2 separate regions of the Homo sapiens genome follow, and region 1 is linked to region 2. A link is a loop called in an ENCODE intact Hi-C map of the cell type or tissue named here. Cell type or tissue: K562. All regions are shown on one strand. Each heading gives the region's core, and the rest is flanking DNA. Links, peaks and the distances in the headings are about the cores only.

Region 1 (2,908 bases), core at 179-2,678, 49 kb after region 2:
GCTCTCTGTGCCACAGATCACGAGAGCACGCAGCTCAGAGCAGTTGTGAGGATGCAGGGGAAGCACCAGGGGCAGTGCCTGGCACAGACAAGTGTATAATAAATGTTAGCTTTGAACAGTCAGTAGAAGGAAGTCAAAATGACGACACACATCCCCTTCTCTGAAGGAGGATGAAATTCTGGGCATGGTGCCACTTATGCCAATTAAACACATACCCAAGAACATCATAGAGTTTTTAAGGACACAGATGCATCTAAACTAACACATTTAGGAGTATTCAGAAGTAGTGAACTAGGTGTATAGTTAAAGTTAAAAACATAACATTGAGTGAAAGAAGGCAAGAAACAGCATGAGGTTTAGAGCATAGTGCCATTTATACAAATTAACACACAGTACCACCATATATAGTTTAAGGACACAGACATGTCTATAGAAAATTGATTTAGAAGCCGGAGTCAGAAGCAGTGAACTCGGTCCACATGTAGGGATAGGGTTAAAGCTGAAGAGAGCCAGAGACAGATGAGACGCAGAGTGGAACATCACTTACGCAAATCACACACAGCACCACGGCCAGCATGCGATTTTGAGGGTACAAATACATCTAAGTGAACACATCAGAACACATGTTAAGTGTGCTTGAGCAGCTGTCCATGGTTGAGAGAAGGAAGTTGGGAGACACGAAGGGAGTAAAATAAAACGAGAAAGGCTTCATGTGAGGGAAGGACTGGGAAGGACTTCACGGCACACTAAGGACAGGGAAACATGAGGGACTCAACGCCATTTACTGGAGGGTTCACCCTCTTCCCACTCTATATGCCTTCCCAGATAATCTCATCCTCTCCTGGGGCTTCAGCTGATGGCTCCGGAGATATTCCCGGGGTCTGAGTCTCCCTTTAGACTTCACTCCTGCACTTCAGACGTAGATGGCCAGCTGCCTCCCAGATGACTTGGGCAACAAGTCCAAGACGGAGTCTTGCTTTGTCACCCAGGCTGGAATGCAGTGGCGAGAGCTCGGCTCACTGCAACCTCCACCTCCCGGGTTCAAGCAATTTTCCTGCCTCAGCAGGGATTACAGGTGCCCACCACTGCTTCGGCTAATTTTTGTTATTTTCAGTAGAGACAGAGTTTCACTATGTTGGCCAGGCTGGTCTCGAACTGCTGACCTCGAGATCCATCTGCCTTGGCCTCCCAAAGTGCTGGGATTAAGGCGTGAACCACCGTGCCCGGCCTGGGCAACTGATATTCATGTCTGAAGTGCATGCCTAGCACGCCCGCTAGGATCAGCTGCCCACTGTCCTTGGTGCTGAACTCATACCCACAGCGCTTCCCTTTTGTGCTCCGCTGTCCCTGGTGCTGAACCCACATCCCTAGCACTTCCCTTTTGTGTCCCGCTGCCTGCTGTTCTTGGTGCTGAACACACACCTTAGTGCCTCCCTTTTGTGCCCAGCTGCCTGCTGTCCCTAGTGCTGAACCCATACCCCTAGTGCTCCCTCTGTGTCCAGCTGCTCAATGCCCTTAGTGTTCAATCTCACCCCAGAACTTCCTCATATGTTCCGCTGTCCACCGGCTTTGGTGCTGAATGTTTAAACCAGCACTGGTAAGACCTGGTGGTTTACACAGAGGTGAAGGCACTGATCTGGCAGTGTGGACACTGCATAGGTGGTGCTACCAGTGCTGAGGCAGGGCCTGGGCCTATCCTGCTCAGATTGCCTGCATGTTTGTGATGAATGAGTCATAGTTTCCCACACACAATGAGCTTTTTTTTTTTTTTTTTTTTGAGACGGAGTCTCGCTCTGTCGCCCAGGCTGGAGTGCAGTGGTGCAATCTTGGCTCACTGCAAGCTCCCACTCCCAGGTTCACGCCATTCTCCTGCCTCAGCCTCCCAAGTAGCTGGGACTACAGGCGCCCGCCACCATGCCTGGCTAATTTTTTGTATTTTTAGTAGAGACGGGGTTTCACTGTGTTAGTCAGGATGGTCTCGATCTCCTGACCTCGTGATCCGCCCGCCTCTGCCTCCCAAAGTGCTGGGATTACAGGCGTGAGCCACCGCGCCCGGCCACAATGAGCATTTTCTCTGAGCCAGCCCCTGTGCTAAGTGCTGTGTGCACCTGACTTCCCTGAACTCTTTGCAGTCCCATAAGGTAGTAGCTAGTAGGAGACCATCTCATGGAGCAGGACACTGAGGCTCGCAGACGTTAACACCCCACAGTGGTGGTGCCAGAGTCTGAGCCCAGGCAGTGTGGCTCCGGAACACCTGCCTCGCCTGCTGTGTGGACACTGCAGCACATGCCTGTGCGGCTCAGAGGACTTGGGCTCTGCTGGATGCCACCTCCCCTTCCCTCCTGCTCCCAGTTGGGCTCTGGGCTTCTGTCCACCTGCAGGGGTTCTGCTGACCACCTGCAGGGGTTCTGCTGACCCCTAGACTCACTTCTGTTTTTGCTTCATGATGTCCTCAGTGTTGGGAAGGCAATTTGTCCATGGCAGAAACCCGTAGAGCCACTTCAGCATGCAGTAGCCCAGGCTCTGGAGGTCGCTGCGGCGGGAGGGCCCTGGGGAAGGAGGAGTAAAGGTGGCAGCTCAAGTCTGGACGCTCCACTCACTGGTGGGTCCACCCCCCTTCCTTCCCCTCTCTCTCACTGACTCAACCACACACTCATACACCCAGCCTTCCAGCCATATGGGCTGTCTCCTCCGCTCATTCACTTTCATGAGTAGGCAGAAGCTGACTCATTCTCTCTCTCACTCAACCATTCTCTCAGCCCCTTTTACCAGGTCACCCTCATCCACTCCTCTTTCATTCATGCACTCATTCAATCAAGCCTCAGCACCCGTGTGCCAGGCCCAGCTCACTTCTGAAAACCCAGACCAGGATCTCGTCGGGTCCCAGCCCGTGACAGCCTAGTGGGGA
Region 2 (2,908 bases), core at 242-2,741:
ACCTAACTTACTCTCCTCACTGCCAGGCCTCTGAATTTCAGTCCATCCACAGCCTCAGCCAGAATACAGCCCCTCCTTAAGCACCTCTCCTGAGAAGAATAAAACATTCCCTGGTCGATTGTCCTGTACAATAGCCCTTGCATCTTATTTTCCCACAGCTGGTTCTTTCTAACCTTGTTTACTCCTCCCCATAAAAGAAAAAGTCTTTGGCTGTGCACATGGCCTGCGCCTGTGGTGCCAGCACTTTGGGAGGCTGAGGAGGATCCCTTGAGTTCTGGAATTCCAGAGCAGCCTGGGCAACATAGCAAGACCCCATCTCTACAAAAAAATTACAAATTAGCCGTGCATGATGGCACGACAGTGAGCTGAGATTGCACCACTGCACTGCAGCCTGGCGACAGAGTGAGATTCTGTCTCAAAAAAAAAAAAAAAGGAAAAAAACCTGCCCAATTCTTGTCTCACTTGCAAATCTTTTGCTTCTCCCTATTGCAATGTCCTCACCTTTATAGCAATAGTCCCTTTCCCACCTTAAAAAAATCCTTTCAAATAAAGTTTCTTTCCTCAAGGCTGCAGTGAGCCATGATTGCGTCTGGGTGACATAGCCAGACTGAGTCTCTAAATAAAGTCTCCTCACCAAGTATGATTTTTTTAATTGAGGTGAAATTCATATAATAGAAAACCATTTTACAGGGAACATTTCATAGAACAGTGGCATTTAGTACATTCGCGGTTCTGTGCAACTACTGCCTCTCTTTCCTAATCACTTCTATCACTCCAAAAGAAAACCTCATCCCCGTTAAGCAGTTACTTCCCACTTCTGCCTTCTGATGTGTTTTGTATTTGTATTCATTGAATGCTTGCAATTCCATGAAGTGGGGAAATGAGTATAAGTCTGTTTTTTTTTTTTTCAGACAGAGTCTTACTCTGTGGCCCAGGCTGGAGTGTAGTGGCGCGATCTTGGCTCACTGCAACCTCTGTCTCCCGAGTTCAAGCGATTCTCCGGCCTCAGCCTCCTGAGTAGCTGGGACCACAGGTGCACACCACCAAGTCCAGATAATTTTTGTATTTTTAGTAGAGACGGGGTTTCACCATGTTGGCCAGGCTGGTCTCGACTCCTGACCTCACGTGATCCGCCCACCTCAGCCTTCCAAACTGCTGGGACTATAGGTGTGACCCACCGCGCCGGGCGCGAAATGATTTCTTACTGTGAGTCATGGTCAGAAAAGTTTGAAAGCCACTGGTAGGCTCCCCCCAGCTTGACATACTGATTTTCAGACAATAGCCGGTTTGCAGACCCCACGCTTCCAAAACCAATCATTTCTGGCCTCTGGGCGGAGTTTGTCTTAGCAGGAGTCTGCCGCCAGGTGGCGCGCGTACCCCGCCGGGAGTGGGTTTTGCTCCATCCCAGACTCAGACCGTCCAAGCCGGTGATTTCCTTCTGGTCGGTTTACGGGGACTAGAAGCCCTGACTTCGAATACAGTTCACAAAGCAGACCCCTGCAGGGGGTTTTAGGCGGCTAAGAAGGGAATTGGCTCTCCTAAGACTCTCTTTCTCCAGAGAGCTCATTAAATGCCTCCCGCGCCAGAAGGGGTCCCCGCCCCCGGAGCTCGCATCCCAGTGGGGAGGACACACACAAACCCCATTCGCGATCCCGTCAGTGCAGGGAGGCTCCGGCCTGGGGCCGAAGAGCCGAGTCTCTCTGGTGCCTGACAGCACGGGATAGAGCCCCGCCCGGCCACCTGCTGGCTGTGTGACCTTGGGAATAGTGCTTGGCCTCGCTGTGCCTTGGTTCCCTCCACTATAAAATGGCAGTGATAACAGCAGCCACTTCATAGGGTTCCGGGCATTGCGTAAGTTAATACATGCAAAGCGCTCAGAAGGGATGGTGCATGTTTGTCGAACCCGTTGTTAAAAATTCCCATTTTAGGCTGGGCGCAGTCACTCACACCTGTAATCCCAGCACTTCGGGAGGCCGAGGCGGGCGGATCACCTAAGGTCAGGAGTTCGAGACCAGCCTGGCCAACATGGTGAAACCCCGTCTCTACTAAAAATACAAAAATTAGCCAGGCGTGGTGGCATGCGCCTGTAATCCCAGCTATTCAGGAGGCTGAGGCAGGAGAATCGCTTGAACCCGGGAGGCGGAGGTTGCAGTGAGATGAGATCACACCACTGCACTCCAGCCTGGGTGACAGAGTGAGACCCTGTCTCAAAAAAAATTTCTTATTTTACAGAAGAGAAAACCAAGGACAAGAACAGGGTAGTGAATCACCAAGCCCACATTTTTTTTTTTTTTTTCTGCAGGAAGATCTCCAAGTTGAGTCCAGTGGTCTGACTCCCAGCCCAGATGGCCTTCCCTCGGCCTTGTGCTTGCTTGCTTGGGGTGGAAGTGGAGCCAGCTCCCTTGGGATAGCTGCTCAAGCCCCGAGTGAAATCCTCCCGCAGAGGACATTGGCCCCCTGTTGGCATCAGTGCTGGGACTCGAATGAAACTCTGTTTCTGCCTGGGTCAGGAGAATAGCTAGATTAAATAAATAAGTCACTGTAATGTCACAGGGTGAACCCCCAAATTGGGATTCAGCCTGGGAGGCCACATGAGTTGTTGGCTTCGTGCAGAAAAGAATTCAAGAGTGAGCCAGCAGAGTAAAGTGAAAGCAAGTGAAGGAGGCCGGGCGCGGTGGCTCACGCCTGTAATCCCAGCACTTTGGGAGGCCAAGGTGGGAGGATCACTTGAGTCCAGGATTTCGAGACCATCTTGGGCAACATGGCGAAACCCTGTCTCTACAAACAATACAAAAATTAGCTGGGTGTGGTGGTGTATGCCTGTAATCCCAGCTACTTGGGAGGCTGAAGTAGGAGAATCACTTGAACCCAGGGGGCAGAGGTTGCAGTGAACCAAGATTGTGCCATT

The links. Hi-C counts contacts between places; a loop is a spot of excess contacts. Peaks named below come from ENCODE experiments on the same cell type or tissue, not always from the same donor. Only the 100,000 strongest peaks of a DNase experiment are listed, where the experiment ranks them.
Region 1: a loop joins it to region 2, with 7 times the contacts of the local background. A loop is called at or near these places in 103 of 110 quality-filtered maps.

Annotation. Positions count from the first base shown.
Region 1 is chr19:49,985,944-49,988,851 of GRCh38, forward strand. VRK3 (VRK serine/threonine kinase 3) reads right to left here. Exons shown (of 15, transcript NM_016440.4): 12 at 2,429-2,549. Among named protein-coding and RNA genes, the nearest start is that of SIGLEC16, 18 kb to the left of the region's middle. RefSeq lists a silencer at 1,279-1,446. In K562, for the core only: no CTCF peak of the experiment used is centred there; a DNase peak (open chromatin) is centred at 1,478.
Region 2 is chr19:49,936,467-49,939,374 of GRCh38, forward strand. No RefSeq gene overlaps it. Among named protein-coding and RNA genes, the nearest start is that of MIR4751, 4.9 kb to the left of the region's middle. In K562, for the core only: a CTCF peak has its summit at 1,369 (motif pointing right); a DNase peak (open chromatin) is centred at 1,395; H3K4me3 peaks cover 772 bases.